Linked DNA regions of Homo sapiens: region 2 is linked to region 1. The links are chromatin loops, found by intact Hi-C in ENCODE. Cell type or tissue: PC-9. All regions are shown on one strand. Each heading gives the region's core, and the rest is flanking DNA. Links, peaks and the distances in the headings are about the cores only.

Region 1 (15,609 bases), core at 2,799-10,798:
TTTTGTACCAAAGCTGGAAAAAACAAAGTGTTGCTCATTCTTTGGATTTTGGAAAATTTGTGATAGATTATAAGACAGATTTTTTGGGGGGGTATTGAAGAAAGGTGTAACCACTCATTATCTGAAACCACAGGCTGAATTTACTGCATGCTTAAGCAAGGGACAGCTGTACTTGCAAGGCACAGCGTATCTCTGAGCAAAGCAGAGAATTAATCCCATACAGGTTTTGGGAAGTGTGTGGTTTAAGGATGGGTCAACGTGTGCTGGTTGATCTTTGGCACAGTCATTGGCATGCAGCTGTTGCCGACTGGTTATTTTCAGAAGCGTGGGGCTAGTCCTGATTGAGTGCATAGTTTCAGCAGCACAGTTACTGAAACACATGGCCATATAAACCAGGTTTATAATTGGTTCTAAGAGTCACTTGATATCATAGCCACATACCAATTAGTCTTTTCCTAAGAGGGTGGGCATGTTTTATTCTAGGGGGAAGAAGGGGAAGGGCAGATAGCTCTATATACACACAAAGAGGAAGGTCTCAGTAGAGCAGCCTGTGTGTCTTCTCCGCTGCTGGAGCTCATCTTGACTGGCCAGGGCTGGTTCCTAAGAAGGATCCCAGGCACCCAGAGCCTCCTGGGTTTGGATGTGAGAGGAAAGTCCTGTGACCTCCTTTGCCTCTCCCATGTCTGGAGAGAAGCTGTATTTCCGGCTAATCCAGGAGCGACAGCTCCAGGGTGCACCCCAGGTTCTGACATGGGGACTTGCAGCACCCCCCCAGGTTGGACCCTGACGTGCCTGGCACCCCTTGTGAACCCAAGACCTCAACTTCAGCTTCTCCGCACAGCAGCCATGGCCAGCTGTCAGCCGCCACCTCCTCCGAGAGGCTGGAATTCCTCGGGCAGATTTCTCACCCTCGCAGGACTTCTTTCCAGCGTGTCTGGCAAGTGAGAGGGCTTCGCAGGCCCCAGGAGAGGCTTGTGGCAGAGAGGGCTTTGAAAGGGAGAGGAGGAGGGAGGGTACTGCTGTTACAGCCCAAGCCTTAGGCCCCCGCTGAGGACGTCAGGTGGCCCATGTCTGGAAACACCCAGCGCTGTGGCCCACGTGGTGACTCTTGGGTGGCCCAGGCTGGGTGTGTGGGGGCAGGGCCTCAGAGAAGAGAGAAGGAGAAGGGGAAGACCGAGGGCTGGGGGTGGCGGTGGAGAGGCCACTGAGGACAGGGAGTGGAACAACCTTGCAGAGAGTGGTGCAGGGAGAAGTTACTAGAATGGCAGCACCCTCTCCCGCCACCCAGGCGACACCTCTCGGGGAACCCACCTCTGCGAGGGAGCCCTCAACTTCCTCCCGGCCTGACCTGCCTGCTCGAGGGTTTCCACGGTCACAAAGTTACCTCAGGGACTAGAAAAGAACCATCTTTTTGGCCTGGAGCCTCTGAGGTGGGGCCTCCTCGGCCTCAGTCACAGCCAAGGTCAGGGGGAAGGAGAGCGCCCCAGGCTTCCCTCAGGAAAAGGAAGGGTCCGGCTTCTTTAGGGAAACAGCTGCTGGGATCTGGTGCTGACAGACGGCCATCTTTCCACACCAAGGCTCTGGCCTGTCACCACCCTGTCTGGGGCCTCGAGTTCCCACCAGAGTTTTCATAGGGGCCTCTTCTGCTGACCCACCCAATCCACCCGCAGATGGTCTGGCCCGCCTCTCAGACTGGGAGCGGACCCAGCTCACTTCCCTACCGCCCCACTGCCCTTCTCTCTCTCCATCCTCAAGAGGAGGTGAGGTGGTGAGGGGCAGTGAGCACAGGCTTCGGATTCAATTCCACGTCAGTCACTTATGGTACAGTTTTAAATTCTGACTCGCTTAACTTACATGGCTTTGGACCAGCCTGGGCCTCAGCTCCTTCATTTGTAAGATGAGGAGGTGGAAATGGATTATTTGTAAACTTTCTTTCAGCCCTAAATTCCATGATCATATCATATTATTGTTTAATTTCTAATTTTTTTTTTTTAGAGACAGGGTCTCACTCTGTTGCCCAGGCTGGAGTGCAGTGACATCATAGCTTTCTGCAGCCTCAAACTCCTGGGATCAAGCAATCCTCCTGCCTCAGTCTCCCAAGTAGCTGGGACTACAGGTGTGCACCACCATACCTGGCTAATTTTTTTTTTTAATTTTAATTTAAGATGGCATCTCACCCTGTCACCCAAGCCGGAGTGTAGTGGCGCGATCTCAGCTCAGTGCAACCTGCACCTCCCAGGCTCAAGAGATTCTCCAGCCTCAGCCTCCTGAGTAGCTGGGGCTTGTAGCCCCATGCCCAGCAAATTTTTGTATTTCTTGTAGAGATGGGATTTCACCATGTTGCCCAGGCCAGTCTCAAACACCTGGGCTCAAGTGATTCACCTGCCTCGGCCTCCCAAAGTGGTGGGATTACGGCGTGAGCCACCATGCTCGGCCATAATTTAAAATTTTTTTGTAAAGACCTCAATTCATTGCCAAAGCAATCCTCTCGCTTTGGCCTCCCAAAGTGTTGAGATTACAGGCGTGAGCCACTGTGCCCGGCCACGTTATTGTTTAAAAAACATGCCTCTTGCAGCCTAGCACAGCCCTAACTCCCCAGCATGGCACCCGGGGCCCAGCCCGCCTACCAGCCTTAGCCATCACCCTCTGATTCACCTGCCTTAAGCATCAGCCAAACTGAACCGCTGGAGAGTCCCTGTACAGGTAGGGGTTTTGCCAGCTCTGGGGTCTTTGTTAATGGGTTGCCTCCACCTAGAATGGCTTCCCCAGTCATCTCCCCAGACCCAAATCTTGCCTACTCTTCAAGTCACAGCTCAAATGCCACCAGCTTTGCAAAGCCAGTTCTGATGTTCCCCAGCTGCAGGTCATCTCAGGTGGCTTTAGCAGCTCTTCAGCTGCATTCTTTTAGCTACATGGCCTGCTTTCCTTCTATTCTAATCACCTGTGTATATCTGATTCCGCTGACGAACTTTTTAAGGTCAGCGACAATGTCTTATTTCTCTCTGCGTAACCCTAGCTAATCGAGGTGCTCCCCTGGGTTCAGTCTCTGCCTAGTGTCTCACTGAGTGGGCGTCTCTCAAAGAACATTCGGGCCTGCAATGTTAGGGAGCATGACAGTGCTTCCTCAAAGCCCTTCTCAAACTGTCTTATATCAATAGAGACTCCACAGCAAAACCCCAAACTCCTTCTCTAGTCCCAGCCCCGAGGCCTTTTATTTCCCTCTGCCTACCTGCTTGCTTTCTCTTTCCTAGCTGTTAGGTAGACCAGCTTAGCCCTCCAGCTGTGATCTCTCTCCTTATTCCCCTTATTTATTGCAGAATAGAATTTTCTTTAGTAGGTAGGGAAGACTTTTGCTTGCTAATATACTTTGCCCTGTCATACATGTATCTACTACAAAATACCTAGGCCTTGTAGACTCAAAAAATGCTCATGAGTGAATAAATGATCAGGGTTACCAGCCCACGTGCATGATTAAGACCAAACAATCTACTTCTCTCTATCCTTGTTACTTCTCCCTAGACCAAACCACCATAATTGGTTGCCTGGCTTCTCCACAGCCTTTGAAGTGGTATTTGTACTCTAAGTTTTACACTCCTAGAGACCATTTTCCACATAGTGGGTGGAGTGATTGTTCAAAAATGTACCTAATGGCTGGGTGTGGTGGCTCACGCCTGTAATCCTAACACTTTGGGAGGCTGAGGTGGGTGGATCACTTGAGGTCAGGAGTTTGAGACCAGCCTGGCCAACATGGCAAAACCCTGTCTCTAATAAAAACACAAAAATTAGCCAGGTGTGGTGGTGTGCACCTGTAGTCCTAGCTACTCAGGAGGCTGAGGCATGAGAATCGCTTGAACCCGGCAGGTGGAGGCTGCAGTGAGCGGAGATTGTGCCACTGCACTCTAGCATGGGTGACAGAGTGAAACCCTGTCTCAAAAAGAAAAAAATGTATCTAATGTCATTTCATTCCCCTGTTTGAAACTCTGCAGTGGTTTATCTCACATTATAACAAAATTTGAACTCCTTACCCTGACTTGCAAAGCCCTTTATGGTCTGGCCCCTGGCTACTTCCAACATCACATCCCATATCCCCCCTCCCTGCCCATCATGCTCCAGCCACACTGGGGTTCCTTCCAGCACTTTCCACCAGCTGTGCCCTCTGGAGTGCTCTTATCCCTGATCTTTACATGACCAACTCCTTCTTGTCCTTCAAACTTTACCATCAATGTCATCTCCACAGAGATGCCATCCATAACCTCCTGACCTAGAGTACCTTCCCCCCAACGCTATCTCTTCACCTTTCCTTATTTTCTGTTCTGGTTTCTTATTGCTGCATAACAAACTACCTCAAAACAATTTGTTATTATAGTATTTTATGTTTCTGTGCATCAAGGAAATCAAACGGCACAGTGGATACAGCTTGTCTTTGCTCTGTAAGATCTGGGGCATCTGCTAAGATAACTGTAATGGCTGCGGGTTGGAATAGCTTGGGGTTGGCTGAGTCTCTCTCTCTCTCTCTTTTTCCACATCTCTATACGGCCAGCTTGAGCTTCCTTCCAACATGGTGACCTCAGGGTAGTTGGACATCTTACATGATAGCATAGGGTTCCAACAGACCAAGGCAGAAGCTGCCAGTCCTCTTGAAAGCTAGACTTGAAACAAGTATAGGGTCTCTTCTGCTATAGTCTACTGATCAACGCAGACCCAGGCCAATTCAGATTCAAACAGAGGGAAGACACTTCACCTCTTAAGAGGAGGAATGTAAAATAATTCAAGAGCATCTCTAATATGAGAGAACGCATTTTGGCAGCAAGACATTTTCTTATTAATGTATTTGTTTATATGGGTAACTTGCTTATTGAGCAAGTTTTTTTCCCCCTTCCATCATTGCTTCTAGATGAACTATGTTGGTTCTCCTTTTTCTGTCCCGTAACAGTATCTTGGGCAGATCTTCTAGTATTCCTGTTGCTTTAGCTTATTAAAGGCCCAGCCCCATCTAGGCTGGTCCATCTAACCAAGACTAACCATTTCCCTTCCCCAGGCAGGGTCTGGATTTGGCCCAGGGGAGTGGGGAGGGGTGTAGTTTGCCCCTGTACCCCCACTCCTCTCTCTCTCTCCTCCTCCTTTTCTCTCCCCTTTTCTCTTCTTTCACACAGATGGGGAGGGAGAGCTTTCAGGAAAGTCCCTGTCAGCTGTGGCCATTTCTTCTCTGGCTATGAATGTTCCCGGCATGATGGCGTTCAGATGCTAACTCTCTTGTGGGTTCACCACAGGGCCACCTCGCACCACTGTTCCCTGATGTGAGAGGTCCCTTCAGCTCTATATCTCTCACCCCACCACTCAGCCACTGCCCCAACCTCCACCCAACAGCCTACCGACTGTGGGTCTGCACAGCTGCAGGCCTCCCTCTTGGGAGGACATGGACAAGACAGCTCAAGGACATGCACCTTCCGCCATGTCCACCTGACCCATGGGCAACGACTGCTGGGTGCCCCAAGGAGTCCCTGCCCTGTCTGTCTCTGCCTCTTCAATCCTGCCCTCCCCCAACCTCCCTGTCCAGATGGCGCGTGGGCTGATCTCAACAGCAAATCCAGATCCAGGGAGAGGAGGGGAGGGAGTCAGCACCCCAGGACTCCAGTGACCCATCTCCCTCTCTCTTCCTTCCCCTGTCCTGGTCTTCTGCTTATGGAGACTGAGGAAGGGGGTGCTGGGAGATTTGGGGGCATAGCAGAATTGCTTTAACCATCTCTTAATAAATCCTGTAGGCAAATGGGCCTAGTCTCAAATGGTTCCTTTGTTTTAGAATATGGGGTACTCAAGGCCCTTTTTCCTTAGCTCTGAGTCCGGCCACCCATTCGAGCAGCAGAAAAGGCCCACCCAGTACCCTCTGGCACTAGAGCATGGGCTGTCTCTCCCCTCGCATGTGTGGTCCACGAGAGCAGGGTCCTGTGTGTCTGTCCCCACTGGATCCTGGATGCCTAGTCAGTGTCTAGGACACAGAGGGTGCTCCACAAATAGATGACAAGCAAATCCCTCTAGGACCTAAATGGCTGGAACGGCTGCCAATATAGTCAAGTAGGCCAGCTGGCTCCTTCCTACCCATTCCTGCTGCGAGGCTCCTGCCCACGGATGTGGAGTTTTGCTTCTGGCTTCCAGGAGCTTTTCTGGTTTCTGTCTTGCTCTCTACAGGGGTCACTGGCCTGGGTCGGGAGGCTGCCCGCCATGTGGGTGACCTTATGGAGCCAAAAGCCTTGAAGATGCTACCGGGCCTGGGTTGGGGTCCTCAGGGCTGAGCTAGAGGCCTGGCCAGTGGGAGGGGATGGGTGCTCTTCCCAGTTCACAGTGGGTCAAAGGCAACAGCTCAGAACAGCTGCAGCTAAAGAGAGGAGAGGCAGGAGAGGAAGTGCATTTCTTTGGCAAAGTATGTCTCCTGGGGCTGACTCACACCCGTCTATGACCACAGCCAGAAGCACATTCTGACCAGCGTGTCCTGCAGAGTCCCCAGGCCTCGGTGAACAGGGCACCAAGGACAGCTGCCTCAGCAGGGCCACCCCACTCCGCTGGACATCCCCAGCTCCCCTCAAAGCCCCAGGCAGGCCCCTGTGCCCCTGGGTCCCTGTGGGTTTCTCCTCAGCAGCCTCAAATGAGGAAGTGAGGCTGAGGAGAGAATGGGGGAACTTCTCTTCCCCCAATACATATAGCAGCATATAACATCAAAGACACAGACACACAGACACACACACACACACACACACACACACACACACACACACACACCCCTTGCAGGTCAGAAGCAGAGTGGAGTTTGATAGTAAGTGGTTTGGATTAAAAAAAAAATAGGCCTGGCATGGTGGCTCATGCCTGTCATCCCAGCACTTTGGGAGGCTGAGGCGGGTGGATCACTTGAGGTCAGGAGTTCAAGACCAGCTTGGTCAACATGGTGAAACCCTGTCTCTACTAAAAATACAAAAATTAGCCGGGCATGGTGGCGCACGCCTGTAATCCCAGCTACTCAGAAGGCTGAGGCAGGAGAATCGCTTGAACCTGGGAGGTGGAGGTTGCAGTGAGCCGAGATTGTGGCACTGCACTCCAGCCTGGGCGACAGAAGGAGACTCCGTCTCAAAAAAAAAACCATTAAAAAATAATAAGAAGATTTATTTTTTTCCTGCCAAAGCACTGAGGAGGAAGACGGAAGGAACTGGGGGGTAAAAGGCAGAGAAATCCGGGCAGCATCTGCTGGTCCTTGCGTCTGTTCAGCAGCCCGAGCAGGCTATACGTGCTGCCGTTCAGCGCCCTGAGACCCAGCCCAGGATGTCTATCAGGAGGGCCGGAGGAGTTCGGGAGTCCTTGCGGCACTGGGCTGGGGCAGCCCTAAGCCCTGGGAGAGGAGGAGATTGTGCTCTTGATGCTGTTAAAAAGTGGCTGGGACCAGCCTCTCCTCAACTTTGGAAACAAAACTACATCTTGGGAGCTCCTCGTTAGGGAAGGGGCGACCCCAGGGTGCTGTAGAAGCAGGTTGGGCGACCTCCGGGGCAGCCTTGAAGTGGCCTCCACAGGAACAGTCTCCAGTGACCACCCAGGGCCACCGAGACTTGAGCCTGGGCCCCAGTAGAAATGTGTCAAAGCCAGAAGAGCCATCTAGCCAGGCCCCTCAGGTCAGAGATGAAACGTGAAGGCAGAGGGAAGCCCAGTGCCACTCGGTGAGTTATAGACAAAGCCAGGCCTCTGACCCCCGCTTCAGTGCTCTTAACTCTCCATCAGCCATTTCACCTTCTTGGGCCTAAGTGTCCTCAGCTGTCAAAAGGAGGAAGGAAGGAGCAAGCTAACATGTTGTCGTGAGCTGTGACATGCCCTCTCGTCGACTGAGCGAGGCTTTTGAGATAAGGAAACTGAGGCTCGGAGAAGGTGCTGTGCTCTTCCTGTTACACCCCGATCCCTGGGTCTGTCTGGCTTCCGTTCCCGGCTGACGCTCACTGCCCCGGAAGACACACCCACTAGATCAGCGTTTCCACACTAGAATACTTTATTCAAGAGAATCTGGCTTGGCAGTCAGATGGCCCTGCAGGGACAGCTTGTGGGGGTGCCAGGGCCCTTGGGGAACCTGCTCCCCTGCCACTGCCTTCAGCTGGGACGCACAGGCTCCTCCCCTGGTGACCTCATCCCCACTGGCTGAGCTGTTTCTCATCCAGGCAGCTCTTTCTCCAGCCCGGGGCCCACTCTGTATGTGTCTCTTAGGGGGGGCAGGGTGGTGGCACCTTGGCCGGAAAGAACAATGTCCCAGTACAAGCAAATGGCAAAGTGTGAGGGGAGATCACGGGGGACAAGGAGTGGCAAAAGCCCCCAGGCAACCACTGTTCTCCAGAGCTGAATGTTCTGATCTTCAGAAGAAGAGGGGGAAGTGGCTGGATCCCCTCCGCCCGCTGCCGGCCTTCCCACCAGCCAGGCCGTGGCGGCCCCAGCAGGATCCGCATCCCTACTTTGGACAGGAGCTCCGAAAGCAAGGGCTGCTTGTCTGTGCAGAGCCTGAGGCCCAAGAACAGGTAGCAGGGCCCCCTTCTTTCCTTCTGCAGGCCCCTGGAGACCTCCAGGGCCTCTGGGGCCTAGCTTGCCCCTCACGAGGCCACGTGTCTTGCTTCTTTCAAAGCGGAAGCTCCCAGGGGTCTGTGGCTGGCTTCTCTCTTTCTCTCACGTTGTTGAAGGCACTGAATTCCTGAGGGTCCTGTCCTTCCCTGCCCCTCGTCTTGAAGGGAGCGAGGCATTCAGCAGGGAAACAGTTGGCTAATAAATAGAGGGCAGGTACCAGCAGGAGTCACTGAAGAGTGTGACGGTAATAAATACACGAGCCGGGTGCGGGGTCTCTCTCCTCCAAGGGGTGGGTTACCTCCGGGGAACAGCATCGCCGCACCTGCCAGAGACCAAGCACAGACGGGGCGGGTATCAGCACACTGTGGAGGGTGCGGTCTCCTCCTATGGAGGAGGGGGCAGGCCCAGAGGAGGAGCTTGGGCAGGGAGCATGGGGAGGGCGCAGTGCTCCTGGGTCCCTGCTTGCTTCAAGCTGAGGAGAAGCTGGGAGCTACCCTTCACCAAACACTTACCCATGTGCCCAGCCCTGTGCCAAGCACTGTCTTCTTAACCCTCAACAACCTTCCATGAGGAAGGCACCCTGATTATTCTTGTGAAGATTAGGAAACTGAGGCCCAGAGAGGTGAAGAAGCTTGCCTGTGGTCACACGGCCAGTCGGTGACAGAGCCACATTTGAACCTAATCACACTCCATGCAATCATGCCTCTGATTACCCTAAGACAGCAGTCTCCAAACAGGGGAGTACCGCTAGACGCACGTGAGGCCTGAGTACTGACGGTTTTAAAGAAATCCATTTTCAGCCTCCAGGTCTACATTGCCTTAAAATTATTTTTGTGAGGCAGTGGCTGAGATCTGCTTCTCTGGCCACAACACATCTTGCTCATTCTAAATCCTCATAAAGTGCTTTGCTGCCAGGTAAAAGTATTCTGAGGACATGAAAAAAAGAACAATTTGAGATATTGATGTAGGTCTTGAGAAAGAAAATATGGCTAATGACTGGGTAACCAAGGCTTTCAACAAAACTGAAGAACAGCTTAACCAAATTGTCAGCCAGGATATCATGAGAAGTAATTTGTTCTTAGCAGAGCACCTTGAGATTTCTGGCAAATAACTTGGAAGGAAGGAGTTCAAGTAATTGAGTGACATCTAGTCTCATTTACTTATTTATGTGAACATGGTTTCTCAACCTTCTCATCAATAAAAAAATGATAAACAGGAATTAAATTAATGCAGAATCCTGTCTCAGTCTGGCAGGAAGTAACATTCATTAATGGATTCATTCACTAATTGAAACGAGGTAGCCACATCCATCTCATTGAGATGCATTCCCAATCAAATTGATTGTATTTTTATGTTGAACATCTATTAAAATAGGAAGTATTTGTGCTGTTTTGACCAAATGGTGCTACTAAGAATTATTTTGATAATTTATTCCAGGAGAAAATTTAATTTAGGTTTATGCTCACAGGAAATTTAAAATAATTCAAACTCATATATCATTTTTTTGTGGCAGATAAATATGACAAGGTAATCAATAAAAGACTTCTGAAAATTAAAAGTACTGTTACACTAGGCTGAAATTCTTGGGGGTGGGGAGTGAAATGGAAATACAAGTTCCAGGAAAAAAGAAACAATGTAAATATATAATTATGAAAGGAAGTGTTCCTGTATTTTTTTTTTTTTTGCTTGTTAATTTTCTTTTTTTTTTTTTGAGACGGAGTCTTGCTCTGTCCCAGGCTGGAGTGCAGTGGCGTGATCTCGGCTCACTGCAAGTTCCGCCTCCCGGGTTCATGCCATTCTCCTGCCTCAGCCTCCCGAGTAGCTGGGACTATAGGCACCCACCACCACACCCGGCTAATTTTTTGTATTTTTAGTACAGATGGGGTTTCACCATGTTAGCCAGGATGGTCTCGATCTCCTAACCTTGCGATCCGCCCGCCTTGGCCTCCAAAAGTGCTGGGATTACAGGTGTGAGCCACCGCGCCTGGCCTGCTTGTTCATTTTCTTAAAAGTGGATGATGGTGAGTATAACATTAAAATGGCGTATTTAATAGGATACACCTGGAGAGTGTTCTACAATAGCTTTGTATTAAAATATTAATAATATGCCAGAAATTATATCCTTTGTAATGACTTATACTTTTTTTTTTTTGAGACAGGTTCTTACTCTGTCACCCAGGCTGAGGTGCAGTGGATCTATCTCGGCTCACTGCAGCCTTGACCTCCCAGGCTCAGGTGATCATTCCACCTCAGCCTCCTGAGTAGTTGGGACTATAGGCACATGGCACCACGTCCAGCTAGTTTTTGTATTTTTTTTGTAGAGACGAGGTTTCACCATGTTGCCCCGGCTAGGCTTGAACTCCTGGCCTCAAGCGATCCACTCGCCTCGGCCTCCCAAAGTGCTAGAATTACAGGCATGAGGTACTGAGCCTGGCTTGACTTATAATTCTGATGAAAATGTTCAATGTCAACTTAAGAATGGGCAAGGGAGCACATGGGCTTTTGGAATTCTTTTTTTTTTTTTTTTTGAGACGGAGTCTTGCTCTGTCACCCAGGCTGGAGTGCAGTGGCGTGATCTCGGCTCACTGCAACCTCCGCCTCCCGGGTTCAAGCGATTCTCCTGCCTCAGCCTCCCAAGTAGCTGAGATTACAGGCATGCACCAACACGCCCAGCTAATTTTGTATTTTTAGTAGAGATGTGGTTTCACCGTGTTGGTCAGGCTGGCCTCGAACTTCTGACCTCAAGTGATCTACCCACTTCGGCCTCCCAAAGTGCTGGGATTACAGGTGTTAGCCACTGCGCCCGGCCACTTTTGAAATTCTTTCAGGAGATTCCCGAGTGAAATGTCTGAAGACTGCTGCCTTGGGAACAGGAGCCACGGGACACTTTCTGCCTCCGGCTGCCGGCGGGTAACTCGGGCCTGGATGGACTTCCCTGCCAGCTTGTTTCCCAAATTGCCGCGCGGGCCCAGAAAAGAGATGAGAGCATAAACCCCTAGGGGGCGCAGTCCCCAGGATCCCTGTCTTCATGGAGTGGGGCTCATGGGGTCAGGGCTTGGGTCAACTCCACTCCATAGCACGAAATGACTTCCTGGAGTCACGTGCGTGGGGGAGGCTTAGCCCCTGAAGGAGAGCCACCTCTCTTCAGTGACTGATTGACTGTGCACGTGAAATATTTTATTTTTTCTATTTACTCTCACAGATTTGGGTTTTCCCTCCTCTCATCCTTCTCTCCCAGCCACACTCAGGCCTGGGGCTCCATTCTGCTGCCCACAAGGTACGAAGTGGGTTAGAAGCAGCAAGGGGACCCACAGGCAAAAATACTCCTGGGAGACAGTGGCGAGGGGCACATGTTCCCCGGGGCTACTAGGAAGTGGCCCCAGATAACGTCTCAGCTGATGACAGACTTTTAATCACTAAAAGGTAAACACTAATGTGCAGGAATCCTGTTTGTTTGCTCACAGATGTACCTGACACACAGTAAGTGCTCAGTAAATGTTTGTAGAGTGACTGAATGTTTGCTGGACCTCCTGCCCCTCATTCTACACAGAGAAAAGCTAGGCTGACAAAGGTGAAATGATTTGTTGAAGGTCAATGGAAACCTAGGGCTAAGCCGGGACAAAAACCAAGGTCCACTGATGCTTCCTGGGCCCTAGAGTCTTGAGGAGGTGCAGCTCCCTGTTCTGCCCCCAAGACTGGCCTCAGTCCTGCCTCTCCCCCTCCCCAACCTAACCCTGGCGGCAAGGCGGGGCTCCCCTCGGGCCCAGCCTCCTCGCCATCCCTGGGACCCCGCACACTCACAGGTGGCAGTCTGTGGGTCTCTGCTTCTCTCTCCTCCTCTTCCCCCTGCCCTTGGGTCTCCTCCTGCAATAAGCCAAGCGTCAGGACAAGGTGGCTGGGGAACCCCATGCTAGGACAGAGGCTGGCAGGCCCGAGAATAGCCCCGAGCCCCAGCCAAACCACTTACCTTTCCGGCTTCATCTTCTCCCGCAGAGGCCTAGGGAAACAGACAGAGAGAGGGGCAGAGGAACGTTAGGAAAGCAATAAGTGGGGCTCCCTGCCGCCCGGACAGGTCCCCTCCGACATCCCCAGTCCTGGTCCTGCAGCTGACACTGAGGCCACTAGGGGGTAGCATGGAGTTGGCAAGGGAGAGGTGGCCAGAGCCTCAAGGCTTCACTCCCACTCCAGGCTCTGGTGACCCCACCACGAGAGGGACAAATCAACCTCCTGGGGACCCCTGCCACCCGCTTCTGCACTTCTCAGCCTCTTGGCATCAAATTTGGTTGTTTCTGTCTGTTCTCTGTTGCTTTTTCTTTCTCACTTTCTTTGCTGCTTTTTTCCGTTCCTTCCAGGGTGCATTCTGGGAATTTCCTCAGGGACAGGAGATGATGGCCAGACAGCGGACTGGCTGCCTGTCAGGGCACAGCCCCACTCCATCCGGAACAACATGGGGAGTGAGCGACGGGGTGGGAGGAAGGAGGGAGCATCAGCCCTGAAGTCACCAGGCATGTCTGGGCTCTGCCTCCCAGGGCTGTGGCTGTTGGCCCAGAAGCAAGAAGAAAGGTGTCCCTGTTGCCTGGCCCCTGGCAGGGGATAGGGCCTCAGTCTTCACTGGGAACAGTGGGTAGAGACATGGGACAGCATGGTAGCAGTCAGCTTTGGGGCCAGGACATGCTACCCTCAGCTGGTTCCTCCCTTGGGAGCCAGGGCAAGGTACCAGGGCCTCTTGGGACTGTCTGGTTGTACCTCTCCATATTGGGCAAGTGACAGACACTCTTGGAACCTCAGTCTCTTCATCTGCCTGCCCCAAAAGAGTGGCTGTCAGGGCAAAGGGGATGGAGAAGGTGACTCTGGGTCACCACCCAGCATTGCACCCAGGAGGGTTCATTACCGAGCTCTTGTTATATGGCTAAGCTCTGGCTTGGAGGGATGGGTGGAAACAAGTTGAGGCAGGGTCTCCAACACTCCAACAAAAGGGGCAGCCATAGCCCTGCCCAGGAGGCAAGGCTAAGCCTGGGGGCTATTAGAAAAGTGGTCATGGCCATGAAAGGTAGCCTGAAAAACGAAGGCTTACGAGTTAGGTCAGGGCCCAGAATCCCTCCTCCCACACTCACTAGCTGTGATAAATCATGAAACTGTATTGAGCCTTGATTTTCTCATCTGTAAAATGGGGATGACAATAGGGCCTACCTCCCAGGGTTGTTATGAGAGCAGGAACCTTGCTCACCACTGCATCCCATCAGGACAATGCCTGGCATGTGGTAGGTGCTCAATAAATGTATGTGACTAAATGAGAAACATTCAAGTGCCTCCTGCGGGGCTAGGCACAGAATAGGTACACAATAAGTGGTAGTCTTCCCTCCTGCCGCCCCTGGCTAGGGCTCTGGACTTCTAGTCTGGTGCCTTCATCCATGGCCCAGTAGTACCAGGAGCAGCAGCTCAGCCCATTTCTCTCTTCCCTGAACCTAGCTGGCAGTGCCAGGCCTGTTGCTCCTGCTAACCAATGTTCCAAGTGCCCCCAGCACAGGCAGCAAGACTGGTGCTGGTCAGAGGCTCTGTGGATTGGGAGGGGCCGTAGAGGGGTGCTGCAACATCAAGGAAGCCACAGTGTCACTCTTCTTCTGCCCCTTTTCTCCTACCCGAGCTTGTCCTTCTTGCTGCTTCTCAGCCCCGTTTGCCCGCTCCTGTGGGCACACAGCTTGCCCCAGAACGAAGTTCAGACTTGCAATGTCTTTGCCTCCAGGCACCTCTTTCAGAGGCCCGTGGCAGCTGCCTCCCATCCCAGAGAAGGGGAACGACACGCACCGAACCCCTGCGAGGCTGGGAGGGACCCACCCTCTCTCTTCCCTTGCAGTATCTCAACAGCTGTACCCCAGCTGCTGGGACCAGCTCCCTTGGCAAAACTGGCTGGTGGGGGGACAAAATGAATGGTAGCCACCCCTGGTCCTGCCCTCTTGGTCTCCCTCAGTCTGGAAAAAAGTTCAGCCCGCAGCGGGGATGGGCAGCCTTTGCCTCTGCCCTGGGACCCATCTTTGCTGAGGCTGCCAAGAGGACGGGGGCCTTTCCTTGCTACCCACCCGACCCCGGAGACCTACCGGCATTCGCAGCGAACGTGCTGAGAGAACGTCAGCTCCACGTAGGAGGGCCGGTCCCCAGAACGGATCTTTAGGAGCTGAAGGAAGAAAGAGTTGATGCCTGGATTGGGGAGTGGCCCACGAGTTTCCGGCACTCTTCTCTCTCTCCTTGTAAGGAGAACCCGACTCTGTTTCCTGCTAGCCTGTGGACTACAGGCCCTCACTCCACTCTGAACGTGGGGCAAACAGCTCTCTCAGCTGCATGGGGATCTGAGGGAGGCCCCTGTCCCTCCCTGCCCGGGAGCACTAGCACAGCAATAGCACAGGAAGGGGGCTCATGTTCTGGAGTCAGAGAGACCCGTGTTCAGATCTTGACTCTTTTACCTGCTGAACAAGTGAAATAACATCTCTGAACCTTGAGTTCCCCATCCGTGAAATGGGAATGACACCAGCCTTGAAGGATTGAATGACACACCACTTGTGGCACGCCTAGGACAGTGCTTGGCATTACTCAGTAAGTGCTCAGTAAACCACTGCGTGTGTGACATGTAAGCTGCACTTGCTTGAAAAGGGACCAAATGCTCCTGGTGTCAACAGGGACTTTATACAAGCAGATTTCTTTCCAGCTTTAACTAGACACCCTGAGTCTTGGGATAGGACTCAGCGTGAGGCTGAGAATGCTGGTGGGGGTGGAGATGAGTGGGCTCAGAGCCATCGGAGGGCTTAGGAAGAAGAGGCCCTGGGCTGGGGTGGTAGGAGCACTGGCCTGGGAGTCAGGCTCCAGCCCTGGGACCTGGGCCTATCTTCTTCCCTCTCCAGGTACCTTCTAGTGGGCAGATTCGGTGGCCCCCTGGGCAGGGTATGGACCTACCTGCATGGTGACATTGGCCGTCTCCACCGGCACACAGTGCAGATTCTCATCGCCGCAGCAGCCGGTGCAGCGCAGCAGGGAGAC
Region 2 (15,609 bases), core at 2,912-10,911, 79 kb before region 1:
GTACCTGTTTTGATAGAGGAGATTTCCTTGTGCCCTTTTTATATGACTACAGCTAAATTGCCCTTTAAGACAAACCCAGGAAACCCTAGCCAGTCACTCCTCACGTTGTGGGATCTTAACCCCGAAACAGCTACTGGGGATAGCTGGAAGATTTGAATATCTCTGGGATGTCACTGTCCAGTTTCGAAATAATTTTATAAATGGGTTTCTTCCAGGAAGGATCTGAGTCTCTCCCTGCGGAGACAGCCCTGAAGAACTCCTGTAACGTCAAGCTGGCAATTTCCAAGAAGCAATCTGGAACCTGCATTTCCAAAGAGACCCACAAGAAAGAAAAGACGTGAGGTTGGGAAGCACTGGTGCCAGAGCCCTCACTAGCGGGTGCTGCCTGTTTCTTGGGTAGTGGGCTAGGAGCATCCCTGCTCTAGTGGCCCCTGATTCTGCAACCCTAGGACTCCTCTGCTTCCTCATCAGACACAAACCTTGATAAGACAGCTCCAGTGAGAAAGCCCTGGGAGAAGGTGAATTAAGGACACTTCCTTTGTAGGAGGAGCTGATCTCGCTAATGGGCGACTTTTTAACTAAGCAGGTCAGAAAATCTTACTGAAAGTAAATCTGTGGCTCAAAGAGACTTCGGTATTCTTTTCCCTAGTACTAACTGTGGAAAGGAGTGCCCCCAAGCTTCTGACTGTCATACCTCATTCCACTGCCTTTTAGGGCTGGGTCTGAAGAGCTTACACTCCTGCTTTCAGAGCTGGTTGACGGGGGTGCTGTTCTAGAATCCTAACCCAGACTGGCACCATGAATGATGGGTTGCCCCACTGCCAAGCTCCAGACCCAGCTTGGCTTGGGGCTTGCTGCCACTGCAGGTCAAATGACCACCCTATGTGGAAAGATGCAGCAGTGCTGCCTGTCCCATACTGGCCGTGACCCCTTGAGCCTCAGAAAGGGAGACATGGACAATTTTCCCCACAGGTAGTCTTAGCTTTCCAAACATACTCTGACTCACCAGTCAACCAGTGGATGACCACAGTTCTTGTATTTTTTGGAGGTATCAATAAACCACTCTTTGTGATCACAGTCAAGGGAGAAGTCAAGAAGAGGGAAGTGTAATCTGTGACCAGATATACCCGGCACCTGCAGAATCAGATGCCAGCCTAACAGCTGTCAGCTGTGCATGAGGCAACATGCATCTCTTGATTAGGAATGTGCGCCAGTGACACCTAGGCTCACCTTTCACTGACGCTTTACCTCTGAGGTGCCACCAGTGTGCCTTCATAGGGATCCCCGAGGGACTGAGCTTGAGTGTTGTTTATTGTTATTTCCAGAAAGGATTTGAGGTGACTTGCTATGGAAGGCCCACTGATACATTTTCAAGGGAAAATACAGATAAGAATCAAATCATGAAAAGCATAGAAATTGTTGAGAAAACCTAGGCCAAGACTAGGTGCCACAACTGAGCTCAGCATTCAGTCCTGAGCCTCCTGGCACTAAGGCAAAAAGGTCAGGAAGTTATGTAACTTGATAATGACAGGGTATTCAGTCTAAGATGGTGTAACACCTGGCAGCCCTCTCACTAAGCTTCAGAATGAAGACTGGCTGTTGACTCAGTTTGCTGCTTCCACCTGTTGCCCAAGTGAAGATGTTGAGGCTGTAATCTTTGTGGATGATACAGAGATTGGCCCAGGCTGCCCTGGCTCTCAGTAACTTAAGGAGACACAGAAGAGGGATCTTTCCTAAAACTCGAATCATATAGGGAAGACACTCATCAGATCTCATGGGAACCCAGTACATGGTCTTACCTCAAAGTCATTTCCCTTGTTGTAGTGCATATTGAGAGCTTGAAAAAGTTCTGAATTGCGGAGAACCACCAGCATTTTGGGATTTGTGACACCATCTGAAATTGCTTGCCGGGCAGATTTTTCCATTTGGATGTAATAAAACTCACGAAAGTTGCTGAACCACTTGATCATCTGGGAGGTAATGCAGCGGTTGAACTGTACAAACAAGAGGTCCATCCAGTCAGACATTTGCCACGAGGTGCTCAGAATTAGAACTGTCTGCTTCCAGCTCAGTATAGGGGTTCATATACGGCTTTAACCAGCATTAACAGGGGCTTCCTTTAAAAAAAGAAGCGAAGCCACCGCTATTTTCCAAGCCTATTTAGTTATACTCAGAAAAATCTAAATTAGCTACAGTGCCCATTAGAACATAACTTTTTTTTGATATGCTAGATTTATGGGGGTTGTTTTACCCATGAAAAGCTTTTTGTGGTGTTTGAGTGGGACTTAGGGGTCACGACCAGTGTGGTGCCAGATTTTGCTGCACCCAGGTGGACTGCATGGCAGGCCTGGGGCCTTCCACTTGGATAAAGGGCCAAGGGAAGGGCAAGATGTAGGTCAGGGAGCAGTTTATTAGCAACTTTGAATTGTGGAATGAATTGAAATCAAAATCAGAGGTTGCTTCAGGGATCAACCAACCAACTGAATATGAGGGAAAGAAAAGCTTGAATGATGTAGACCAAAAGTATTAACAGCCCCTAACCCAACACCCAAAGTAAAAGAGGCCCTCAGAAACCTTTTATGGGAACAGGGGAGGTCTGGTCCCAACAATTAGTTTGATTTTCCTTATTGTCACACTTCATCTGTATGTACTTTCACTCAGTTTTGAACTATAGCAATTTGAACATAAATTTGACAGTGTCTGACACTCTGTCTCTCTCTCCCTCTCTATATATATTTTTTGTTGTTTGTTTGTTTGTTTTTGTGTGTTTTTTTTTTTTTGAGATGTAGTCTCGCTTTGTCGCCCAGGCTGGAGTGCAGTGGCGTGATCTCTGTTCACTGCAACATCCACCTCCTGGGTTCAAGTGATTCTCCTGCCTCAGCCTCCGAGTAGCTGGGATTACAGGCGCACGCCACCACGCCAGCTAGTTTTTGTATTTTTAGTAGACATGGGGTTTTACCATGTTGGTCAGGCTGGTCTCGAACTCCTGACCTCAGGTCATCTGCCCACCTCGGCCTCCCAAAGTGCTGGGATTAGAGGCATGAGCCACTGTGCCTGGCCTATATTTTATTTTTCATAGTGTCCCCAGCCAAGGCAGAAAACTAGCCAAAAAGGCCACTAACTAGTGTTTCTGTTTCCCTCTACTTTTCCTGCCCATGTGTTTCTGTTTTGGGGATTATCTACAGCTCAGTAGCTTAAGAATTTAGACAGCCAGCCTTTCTAGCCTAAAGTTATTCACGGTTATTTGGGTAGAGTCTCAGCCCAGAACTGGACATTGCTTCCATCAGCAACACTAAGGGGAGCTTGAAGTGCACATATGATGACCTAGGACTTGCCTCACACCAGGCAAAACACACTGCCTCTTGGGAGTTCTGCAGAAGCTGCCATTTAGTTGAGTGACTTTACCTGAACATCAGGAAAATAAACCTTCAGGAGGTTGGAGCTGGGATATCGTGTGAAGAAAAACATTAGTTTGGCCTTCTTCAAGTGACCAGGGTTTAGACCCTCCTGGATTTATCTCAGTGTCAAGGAAAATGAACACTTTAAAATGCCAGTTTATCAATTAACTAGTGAATTCCTTGTTCCTGTGGTTTCTATTTGATTTCATTTTGTTTTTCTGATTGGAATTGTGTATTTGCTCCATTTTTCTGTCTCTGGAAACTCTGGTCAAATAAGCTGGATGACATATGTGCACAGTTAAGTCACAGAATGTAAAAATCATCTCGATGTGGAAAAGTTATGTAGCATAGATGATGTCAAATACAGGTTGGTGTATTTTGTGTGTGTGTGTGTGTGTGTGTGTGTGTGTGGTGTCTTAGATGTCAAATACAGGTTGGTGTATTGTGTGTGTGTGTGTGTGTGTGTGTGTGTGTGTGTGTGTGTGTGGTGTCCAAGTGGGATGGGAAGAGATGGCAATTCTATCCCAGATAAACCATTTCAAAACCCCAAGCAGAGATTTACTTCCCCTCTCTGCCTCAGTTTCCTCAGCTGTAAAACGAGAAGAGTAAACTAGGTGGTCCCCATTCTGGCTGTCACTCTTATCATTGCCTTCACAGTGTTGCCTTTATAACCAGCAAACATCTAAGCAGGCTGAATACCAGCTCATATTTTGCTCTTGCTCAAGAAGCTTGAATGGTTGGGTGGTACCCACTCTCCATTTGCCTGGCAGAACTATCCCTCATCTTTCAGGTCTCAGCTCAGAAGCTCCCACCTCTGTTAAACCCTTCCTTGCCAAATTAGGCCTTCCTTACCCTGGGCTATGAAGACTCTTTGTACAAACTGTTGCAGCGATGACCTTATTGGAATTTTTACTGTATGTTTGTCTCGTCTAGACTGTGAGCTCCTTGAGAGTGAGGACCTTATCTTTTCATCTTTGTGCCTAGCCCAGTGCTAGGAACATAGCAGGTGCTCAATAAATATTTGTTGTGTGAAGGAGTAAGTGAGTGAACGGTCAACCTTAATCCATACACATATATGGAAATTAGATTCCAAACTATACCTCACTCTGGGAACAGACAGATTCCTTCCCCTTTAACAAGAGTCGGAGAATTGTGATGTGACTGCCTAGCACTAGGGCAGGACGGAAATGAAAAAAAGATTTACACAAATACGCTTTGCATTTTTAGGGACAGTCCTTAGGCTGGGTGAGAAGCATTACACAGAGTAACCTGGGATCTCAGATCCGAGAGCTGTAGCTTAAGACAGTGAAGACTTCCACATAGGATGAATCTGTTTAACCAAAAGAAACCAGACCAACTGACTATGGTTATAGGTGGCCCAGGCACCTAGTTGCTGCACAGGAGATCCCTCCCTGCTGCCCCATCAGCCCCTACTTACCCTTCCTACAGATCCACAAATGCTGTGGAGAGAATCCTGGATTGGGATTCCAAAGACCCAGTTTCAGACACTGATTTTGCCATCTATTAGCTGTGTGACCTTGGGCAAGCCACTTAACTGCTCTGAGCCTCATTGCTAAGATGTGGAGTATAGTGGTTAAAGCTTGTACTTGGCCATCAGATCCCGGGTTTAAATCCTGGTTGCTCATTAGTGTGTCTTGGGACTTTGGACGAGTTAGCTCCCTTCTCTGTCTCTGCTTCTCGGATACCCGATCTTAGAGTGGATGCTTGAGAACGGTGAGATAATACAGGTCTAAACCCGTTATCTGAAATGCTGAGCCAAATGGAGTTTGGATTTCAGAATTTGTTAGCTTATAAAGATAATACGATGTGTGTACCACACATTAATTAACATCCACAGCTGAGACAGTGTATAATCCAATACATTAACATTTCTGCAGCAGAACGTATGACTATACTAAGTGGGATAAAATCTATTAATAGCCTCCAATCAGTGCAAGCCAGGTTTTGCTACCAAAAAAAAAAGATTGCATCATTCTTAGGGGGGGAAAATCATAGGGCCTGTCAAAGCTTTATGGGTTTCAGAATTGTAGCTAAGTGGTGGTGGGCACATATGTGTGAAGTGCTGGTAGCAATGCCTGCCACCGAGAAGGTGTTCTGTCAATGCTCCCCTCGTGATCTTCACATCTGCCCTACCTATGTCACAGGATGTCATGTGAATGTGAACGTTCTTTTTATGCTGTAAAGCAGCTTGCTCTCAGGTGGCTTTCATGGCCCACAGGAATAAATCTCTTGGAATATAGGCAGCAGGAATGAGGGAAGAGTTGAGGGGCCAGGGTGCTGCTAGGGGGTCCCAAGTCATTCCAAAGATAGTCAAGTACTTCACCCATGCAGCCAGTCCTGGCTTAGGTATTTCTTAGGATAGGCCCCAAACCTCCAGAAGCTCTCTGAGCCCAATCCCCAATTTAGGGGGCAGGAACAGGCACATGTAGGTGCTCAACAAATAGCAAATTCTGGGAGACTGAGGTGTTTTTGCAGCTGTCTGAATTTAATGGAGAGTCAACTAGTGGTTATCAAAGGCCCAGACAGGTAGCCTTTCTTATAAAGAAAATCTGTCTATGGTGGAATCTCTGCCTCCAAGAGTGGTGGCAAGTGAAGTGTTCTCAGCATTGGTTTTACAGTTGCTCGCTAACTTCCAGGAAAGCTTTGGGGTGTTTCCAACACTTTTGACCGGCAGGGGGCGCTCATGGCATTTAGGACACAAAGGCAGGTTCTGGCATGGTAATGAGCTGGTCCCACCCCATCCTGCTGCCCTCACAGTAGTTGCCAGGCAAAGGACACGACTGTTCCCACCTGGATATGCAACTCCATAGACTCATCAGCTTCTGGAGATTCCCCTCAAAGCTGCACACAAGAAGCAGCAGCGTGAGCACAGCTAGCTTAAAAAGCAACATCCAAAATATATTCTCAAGAACTTAAGTTCTGCAAGATGCTTGTTAGAAGTGGTCATATGGGTTTGGGGCTGTGTACATTCTCCTCTTAGAGCTTCCATTTACTCATGTTAAAGGCTCTGAGAATTCCTGCAGAAAAGAAACTATCTCAGTATTTCCCCAAGGTACTTTTTCTTCTAACTCAACAATTATTAATATCCCGAGGGTTACTCTGGGAAATACATTAAGAGAGTAGTGTCTACTTAAGGGTTGCAAAGATGATGCAATAAGATCCAGAGCCCTGCAGATCAGCCTGGGCCACTCAGGCCTCCTCATGGGGAGCCTCCTCTCCCTTCATATGCCCAGCCCCTAGTCTCCAGGCACTCCATTGCACCTTGGAAGTTGTTCCTTAAACTGGAGACCTCTGGCCGTTTCCAGCCACCTCTCTGGGTTTAATCCCCGAGGAAAACTCCTTTTCCATTTGGCCCAGAAGTTTCTTGTTCCTCATCTGCTCCCCAGGAATTATCTACACAATATAGGATTTTTGCTTGTAGAGCTATGGGGTTGGGGAGGCCATACCTTAGATGACGTCATTCCTTTGACCCTCTCCTCCTAAGTTTATGGGTGGCTGACAACCAAATTATGGATTCTTTCTTCCTTAGGGTATTCATTGTATTTCAGAAGCCTATTTGAGTCTCAAAACAAAACCCTTTTAGACCCAAAGGAATAAGTCAAGTGGCAGAACCCGATGGGTCATAGAAGAAGCTAAGTGAACCTTCCCAGGTCCTTAAATTCCAGAATGTGGTCACCACTATAAGCTGAAGGCCCAGAGCAACATTAAGAAGACCCTGAGTGATCTGTCCCCAGCTCCTCTTCAACTTTTAGTTTTCTTGTTTCTCTGCACAGTGTCAATGGTATTTTAAATTATTTATTGAAACATTGTCTCTCTCTGTTGCCCAGCTGGAGTGCAGTGGTGCAATCATAGCTCACTGTAACCTCGAACTCCCGGGCTCAAGCAATCCTCCTGCCTCAGCCTCCTGAGTAGGACTACAGGCATGGGCCATCATGTGCAGATAATTTTTTATTTTTAGAGATGGGGTCTAGCTATGTTGTGCAGGCTAGTCTTGAACACCTGTCCTCAAGTAATCCTCCCACCTTGGCCTCCCAAAGCACTGGGATTACAAGCATGAGCCACACTGCACCTGGCCAACAATGAGAACTTCAATTGCTATTAAAGGATATGTGGACCAAAGAGAAAGGCAGTGCCTCCATGACAGCATGCAGGCCTCTCTGTTCCATCTTCACCGAGGGAAGAAGGGGTAGACTTTCCAGATGGGCAGAGGTGAAAGGCAAGGGACACTGCTGCTGGCTCAGGACCAATGGTTGCGGCTTAGTAGTTCTCCAAGGTCGTAGGGCAGGCTCTGAGGAGGGGTGCCTCTGGGAAGATGAGTCCTGGGGAGGACTGCTACTCCAATGGCCATTGTTGTATCTATGACCCAGTAGCTGGCTAAGAATCTGATTTTCCTGGATGTGGGAAGGTGCAGTCAAGGGAAAGTTTGCTGGGGGATCCTGACAGGGTTTGGGGGTCATTCTTGGAGGGATAGGGTACCTAGGAGAATCTAGACGCTTGGCCAGTGATAAATTTCCTACTGGGACCCCAGCTTGTAGCTGGACCCTCCTGGGCAAGGCAGCCAAAGCAAGTGGATCTTTACAGGCCCCTCCCACAGGAGGTGAGGGCTCGCTTCTACCCTCTGCCACCTGCCCCTGGAAGCTTCTGCCCAGCTGAGTCAGGTGGCCTGGTGGATCCAATAGTACCTTTTGTAATACCGAGTCCACAGCCTGGGACACTGCCCTGGTCAGCTCTTTCCTCAGAATCTCTAGTGAAGCTGGTGCTCCAGAAGGAAGGAAACTGGGCTTCTCAGACTCTTGGTGTTTTTCTGCCCCAGAGAGGTCCTTGCTGGTACCTTGCTGGTGGTCACCGTCCACAACCCAGGGGCGAGGCCCACAGCCATTCCCCTGCTTTGCACTCAGAGGGCCTTTCCCCGTGCCACAGCCTCCTGGCCCCTGAGCTGTGTCCCTGGGCTTGGCAGCCTGTAGGATGTGCTCTTGCAGATGTCTTAGCTGTTGCTTCAGCAGATGAAGTTGTTCTCTCACACGAGGGCCCCCCTTCCTGTTGCCCTGGTCCCAGGCAGGGGCTGGCATCAGGAGGCCTTGCGGTGTGGGAAGGTTCTGCTTCCTCTTCCTCTCTCGGGCCTTCTTTGGGCAGCGTGGGCTGACCCCAGCTTGCGCATTGCCTGGCACCAGAGGATTCGGGGAGAGACACATGCCTCGGACAATGGTCTCCACTCTGGCCCTCTTTGCCTGGATGTGCTCATCACCAAACCATTCGGGGTCTGTAGGGCTGGAGCTGGGGACCTGACTCCAGGGAAACGGGGAGTCTCTATCCAGCTCTGGAGGGGATGAGCTTCTCTCGCCTTCCGTACAAGCTTCTGCTAGGTGGGAGCAGATCTGGGGCTGAGGAGAAAGCAAGATGGAGTTTGGATCCATCCCAGGCACTTGTTCAGGGCTTCAGGAATTCCTCCTCCTTATTTCCTCAGCTGGAAGTGCACCCAGAATGCGCTGGGCTTCCTCCTCTGCACTTAGAAGGGTAAAGAGCCACTGTCACTGAGGAAGGATTCAGATTCTGGGATGCCAGGGCTCATGAACCTCCTGGGCAGACTCCTGAAATTAGAGACAGGAAGAAAAGAGTACGTGTGACTTTGAACAGTCCTTTTAAAATGTGAATGTGCAAACATTCAACGCGGTCTCGTTAAAGTGTAGATTTCAATTCAGTAGATGTGGGGTGGGGCAGAGATTCTCCATTTTAAGCCAGCTCCCAGGTAATGCTGATGCTGCTGGTCTCAGAACCCCACTTTGAGGAGACTCCGAGAGTGATCTTACAGGGAGAAAAATCTTCTCCTGCTTGGGCATAACAATAAAATAATAATAATAATAATAATATCGTAGTGGCAGCCGCCTGAACAACTGGCATTATGCCAAGAACTCTACATCCATTAATTTAATTAATGTGTCATAACAGCTCCATGAGAATGTGGTCATGCCTATTGTCTACAGATAAGAAAACAAGATCAGAGAAGAAGCTACTTCCCTATGGTCATGCAGCTCGTAAGTGACAGACTGGGGTCAAACCAAGCGTTGTCTGATTCGGAGTGACTTTTCTAGTGACTAAGGGCAACAGAATCACCCAAGGCACTTCTAGAAATAGCAAATTCGGCAGGGTGCGGTGGCTCACGCCTGTAATCCCAGCACTTTGGGAGGCCGAGGCAGGCGGATCACCTGAGGTTGGGAGTTGGAGACCAGCCTAACCAACATGGAGAAACCCTGTCTCTACCAAAAGTACAAAATTAGCTGGGCGTGATGGCGGGCGCCTGTTAATCCCAGCTACTTGGGAGGCTGAGGCAGGAAAATCACTTGATCCTGCGAGGTGGAGGTTGCCATGAGCCAAGATTGCCCCGTTGCACTCCAGCCTGGGTGACAGAGCGAGACTCCATCTCAAAAAAAAAAAGCAAATTCAGGCCGGGCAAGGTAGCTCACACCTGTAATCCCAGCACTTTGGGAGGCCAGGGCGAGTGGATCACCTGAGGTCAAGAGTTTGAGACCAGCCTGGCCAACATGGTGAAACCCCATCTCTACTAAAAATAAAAAAAATTAGCTGAGTGTGGTAGCATGCGCCTGTAATCCCAGCTACTTGGGAGGCTGGGGCAGGAGAATCACTTGAACCCAGGAGGCGGAGGTTGCAGTGAGCCGAGATTGTTCCATTGCACTCCAGCCTGGGCGACAGAGTGAAACTCTGTCTTAAGAAAAAAAAGAAAAAGAAAAAAAAAAAAACACTGCCGTCCTAACTCTTGGAAAAATCAGATTACGCATTCACTGTTCAACTATTTATTGAACAACTATTTATTGAGCACCTGCTGTGTGTCGGGCCTTCTTCTGGGCTCATGGAGTGAGCAAGATCAGCATAGTCTGCCCTCCTGGAACAGGCAGTCTAGCAGGGAAAGCAGAGAATAAACAAACAAATATATTTTCAGTGTGTGATACCTGCTGTGAAGAGAAAGCACAACAAAGGGTTGGAAACTGGAGAGAGCGGTTGGGGAGAAGGAGGGAGCTATTTCAGGAAAGACTGCCTAAAGCTGTTTTATTCCCACAAAGCATCAAAGTACACTATACTCCAACCACGTCACTTGCTTTCTAACTAATAATAATCATTGAACTGGGCCGGGCGCGGTGGCTCACGCCTGTAATCCCAGCACTTTGGGAGGCTGAGGCGGGTGGATCACAGGTCACCATCCTGGCTAACATTCATGAAACCCCGTCTCTACTAAAAATACAAAAAATTAGCCAGGCGTGGTGGCGGGCGCCTATAGTCCCAGCTACTCGGGAGGCTGAGGCAGGAGAATGGCATGAATCTGGGGGGCAGAGGTTGCAGTGAGCCGAGATCACACCACTGCCCTCCAGCCTGGGCAACAGAGCGAGACTCTGTCTAAAAAAAATCATAATCATAGTAATTAAACTGGCAGAACTGATATTTTAACCAACAGGGACACTACAACGATACCCTGGATATGTTAAATTTGATATAAGTACTAGACAGACATCTAAATGTCAAGATGTCAAGAAAGCAATTGGAGACTGGGTGCAGTGGCTCATGCCTGTAATCCCAGCACTTTGGGAGGCAGAGGCGGGTGGATCACGAGGTCAGGAGTTCAAGACCAGACTGGCCAACATAGTGAAACCTTGTCTCTACTTTAAAAAATACAAAAATTAGCCGAGTGTGGTGGCGGGCACCTGTAGTCCCAGCTACTTGGGAGGCTGAGGCAGGAGAATTGTTTGAATCCAGGAGGTGGAGGTTGCAGTGAGCCAAGATCACACCACTGCACTCCAGCCTGGGTGACACAGCAAGACTCCGTCTCGAAAAACAAAAAACAAAAAACCAGAAAGCAATTGTAGAAATAAGCCTGGGGTTCAGTCAGGGAGATCTGGGCTAGAAATGTAAAATTGAGGGTGGTCAGCATGTGGCTGGATGAGGTCACGAAGGGAGTAAATGTAGACAGAGAAGGGAGGAGGGCCAAGGTCCAAGTCCTGGGACACAGGGACATGAAGAGGCTGGGGGCATGAGCTGGCATCAACCAAGGCAACTGAGAAGGAGCAGTCAGAGAGGCAGGGGGAAACCTAGGGGTGTGCGAGGTCCTGGCAACCAAGTGAAGTAAATGTTTCTAGGAGGAGGGAGAGGCCAAGTCACAAAGGGATAGTAAATTGGCCATTTGAATTAGTAATGTGGAGTCACTGGGAATCTTGATCAACAGTTTTGGTGGAGTACAGGGAGAAAAAAGCCTGATTGACGTGGATTTAAGGGAGAGGACAAGAAGAGGAGTAGGTGACATTGAATCTGACAACTCTTTCAAGGAGTTTTGTAAAGAGGACAGAAATGAGACAGTGCTGAAAGAGAAAATGGGGTCAAGAGAGAGTTTTTCAAGATAGGCAGAATAACAGCATATTTGTAGGCTGATAACAATGTTGCTGCAGAAAGATGAAATATGTTAATGTAGGCAAGAGGGGGAGAATTTCTGGAGCCATGTGCTTGAGTAGGAAGGAGGGGAAGAGATCTAGTGCACACAAGGAGGGATTGACTTTAGACAGGGGAATGCTCAGTTCATCCATGCAGCAAAAGGAAGAGCAGTGGAGGCACACCAGTACAGGCAGGTGGATAAATGTGATGGGAACTGGTGGAAATTTTCTTTTGATTGTTTCCATTTTCCCCATGACATTGCCACTGGTATTAATCTTCTAAAATGTAGCTAGCTCTGCTTATGCCCCTCTATGGAATCAAAGTCTTTGCTAGCTTCCTGTGGACTAGAAGGTTCAGATGTCTCAGCTCTTCACAAACATGGTCTCGATCTAACTCCTTTGGAGCCACTACCCTCAACAATTGCCTGTGTCCAGCTGTCCTGGACTTTGTGTTCACTGAACAGGCCAGGCTCCTTCCAGCCTCCGTGTCTTTGCATTTACATTCTCTTGGCCCGACCAGCCCTTCTCCCACTTTTCCACGGACAAACTCTTATTCCTCTTTCAAAATCCAACTGAAATGTCACTTCCTCTCTGAAGTGATCAATGCATCTTCCCCTTTGGTCTGTGAGCTCCCTCTTTGTGTTCCCAAGTAGTGCCTGACTGCCAGATGTTACCAGATGTTTGCTAACTCCATTGAATAAATTGTCCATAAATACTTCATTTATATTGATTTTTGTCTCCTCAATAGACAATACTTTATTTCAGATCTCTCTAGCACCTAGCATGGAGGCTTGTGCATGGAACAAAATCAATGCAGACAGAAAGACAGACGGGTAGATAGAGTCATTGAGGAGAAGAGCATAGAACCACTAAAGCTGCTGAATCTCCCTTGTGGGTTATTCAAGGTATTGTTTCTGAGGTTCCGTGTAGTCTGTGTGCTCCAGAAGACAGATCTACTAGGGTAACAGATGGGACCAGTGTGTTTAATGAAGCAACAATGAACAGAAATATCTTGAGGCCAGAAACTGGAAATCCAGCCAGACTCCACTGTGGCTGGGTACCCAGAGATGTTTACGCCCATGCAATCATGGAAACTCTGCCTCTGGGCTGCTGAGAAACAGGAAACCTCTGTGCTGAGGCCGGCGTGCTGCCCACAGCCCTTTATCTGGGTAAGTCTGCATGAAGCAGTGATGCTTTCTGTTTGAAAATTAGCTACTAGCACTCTCATATTCACTGATGGAGGTAGCAATTGTCATAATCCTTTAAAAATAGCTTTATTGCATCTCTTAGACGATGAAAGTAATGTAGGATCATTTTACTTCCCAAATATAGAAATGTATTAAGAGGAAAAGAAAGACACTCTAATGCCACTCCCAGAGAAAATCAGTTAAAATTTTGGTGTTCATCATTTTTGCCAAGCTCTTTTCTCCATGTACAGAGAAGTTTATAATTTCTCGTAATTATATATATATATATATATATATATATATATATATATATATATATATAAACAAAAATGGTATTATAGATATATAGTTTTATGCCTCCATTTTTAAATCTTTCATGTGGATGAATATCAATCTACAGCAACGTTGTGAAAGCTGATAATATTCCATTGTATAGATGTACCCTAATTTACTTAACAAGTTCTCCTTTGATAGATTCCTTCTTATATTTTCACTATTATAGAAGCATAGACAGGCCGGGCGCGGTGGCTCACACCTGTAATCCCAGCACTTTGGGAGGCTGAGGCAGGCGGATCACGAGGTCAGGAGATCGAGACCATCCTGGCTAACACAGTGAAACCCCGTCTCTACTAAAAAAAATACAAAAAATTAGCTGGGCATGGTGGCGGGCGCCTGTAGTCCCAGCTACTCGGGAGGCTGAGGCAGAAGAATGGCGTGAACCCAGGGGGGCGGAGCCTGCAGTGAGCCGAGATCACGCCACTGCACTCCAACCTGGGCGACAGCGAGACTCCGTCTCAAAAAAAAAAAAAATAAGATAGTATGGAGATAGATGGAGAACATAGACCCACAAATCAGACTGCCTAGACTTGAATCCCTAGAGCCACTTAGCTAAGTTTGTGACCTCTCCGTACCTCAGTTTTCTCATCAGTAAAATGGGCATAACCATAATATCTATGGTTATTGTGGAATTCACATCTGGATCCAATAAGTTAACACATGTTATATTTTTAGAACAGTTCCTGGCACTTACTTATTGCTGATAAGTTGTAGCTATTGTTATTATGAATAATATTGGGATTAACACTCCTACATATTTCTTTGGGGACTACATTTCTAGAAGTGAAAATATTGCATCAAAGGCTGAGACTACGTTAAACTGTTCTACTTCTTTTCCAACTGTCCTCCAGAAATGTACCAACTGACTGGGGGTAGAGAGGAGGGACTGAAGCAGAACCTTCAACTTTTTTTTTTTTTTTGAGATGGAGTTTAGCTCTTGTTGCCCAGGCTGAAGTGCAGTGGCGTGATCTCGGCTCACTGCAACCTCTGCCTCCCACGTTCAAGCGATTCTCCTGCCTTAGCCTCCCAAGTAGCTGGTATTACAAGCATGCACCACCACACCCGGCTAATTTTGTATTTTTAGTAGAGACAGGGTTTCTGCATGGTGGTCAGGCTGGTCTCTAACTCCCGACCTCAGGTGATCCACCCACCTTGGCCTCCCAAAGTGCTGGGATTACAAGCATGAGCCACCATGCCTGATCTCAACTTTTACTCTGTGTATTTCTATATTAATTGAATTTTTACAAGAATATATTCGTGTGTTACTTGTATATATATACTTTTAAATAGCCAATTTATGCTCCTACCAATGTATCTATAAAAGAACATACATCTCCTTATCTTTATCAACGCTGGGCATTGTCTTTTAAATCTTTGCCGTTATGGTAGGTGACAATGTTACCTCATTATGTGTATTTCTTTGATTCTCAGTAATCTTGCTCAGTTTTCATATATTTTTTGGAAATATTCATGGATTGTATATTAAGAAACTTAAAAATGTTTATACCATTTGAATCAGTGAGTCTATGTCTATGAAGTTAAGCCAAGAAAATGATGGCTAGACTCATAAATTTATGTCAAAGATGGCCATCCAAGTATTATTAATAAGAGTAGGCACTAGTTAAGGTATGGTATAATCTACATGATGCCATATTATGCAACCGTTTTGAAAAATAGTGTTTAAGTAAAGTTTATGTAACATTATTTTATAAAACTGGAGTGGGGGGGTAAGAGAAAATTAGATATTAAAAATACAAAGAAAAATATGAGGCCAGGTATGGTGGCTCATGCCTGTAATCCTAGCACTTTGGGAGGCTAAGGTGGGAGGATTGCTTGAGCTCAGGAGTTTGAGAGTAGCCCAGGCAACATGGCGAAACCCTGTTTCTCCAAAAAAAAAATCACCTGGGCATTGTGGTGGCTTGTGCCAGTAGTCTCAGCTACTAGGGAGGCTGAGGCAGGAGGATCACTGAGACCAAGAAGTTGAGGCTGCAGTGAGCTCTGATTGCGCCACTGCACTCTAGCCTGGGCAACAGAGGGAAAGCCTGCCTCAAAAAAAAAAAAAAAATACACACACACACACACACACACACACACGCCCATACATTATAGAGAAATAAATACATCAAAATGTTGTTTATGGGTAATAGAACCACAGGTAATTTTTTTCTCTATTTTTTCTTTTTATTTTTCTGAATTTTCTAAATTTTTAATGGATATGTTTTCAGTTTTGTAATG

The links. A loop is a pair of places that touch in the nucleus more often than their neighbours do. Peaks named below come from ENCODE experiments on the same cell type or tissue, not always from the same donor. Only the 100,000 strongest peaks of a DNase experiment are listed, where the experiment ranks them.
Region 2: a loop joins it to region 1, with 5 times the contacts of the local background. A loop is called at or near these places in 4 of 110 quality-filtered maps.

Annotation. Positions count from the first base shown.
Region 1 is chr14:74,933,832-74,949,440 of GRCh38, forward strand. It overlaps PGF (placental growth factor), which reads right to left. Exons shown (of 7, transcript NM_002632.6): 3 at 15,526-15,609; 4 at 14,676-14,752; 5 at 12,548-12,577; 6 at 12,382-12,444; 7 at 8,003-8,902. The coding sequence ends at 8,875. LOC107984690 (a long non-coding RNA gene) reads left to right here and starts at 8,898. Exons shown (of 3, transcript XR_001750826.3): 1 at 8,898-10,601; 2 at 11,409-15,168; 3 at 15,474-15,609. RefSeq lists an enhancer at 609-1,176 and a silencer at 12,628-12,677. In PC-9, for the core only: no CTCF peak of the experiment used is centred there; a DNase peak (open chromatin) is centred at 6,430; H3K27ac peaks cover 942 bases.
Region 2 is chr14:74,855,002-74,870,610 of GRCh38, forward strand. PROX2 (prospero homeobox 2) reads right to left here. Exons shown (of 6, transcript NM_001243007.2): 3 at 7,529-9,007; 4 at 3,406-3,513; 5 at 1,800-1,994; 6 at 1-301. The coding sequence starts at 8,833. The coding sequence ends at 131. LOC124903348 (a long non-coding RNA gene) reads left to right here and starts at 3,505. Exons shown (of 2, transcript XR_007064269.1): 1 at 3,505-3,765; 2 at 3,832-4,434. RefSeq lists an enhancer at 1-879. In PC-9, for the core only: CTCF peaks have their summits at 6,104 (motif pointing right) and 6,307; a DNase peak (open chromatin) is centred at 6,100.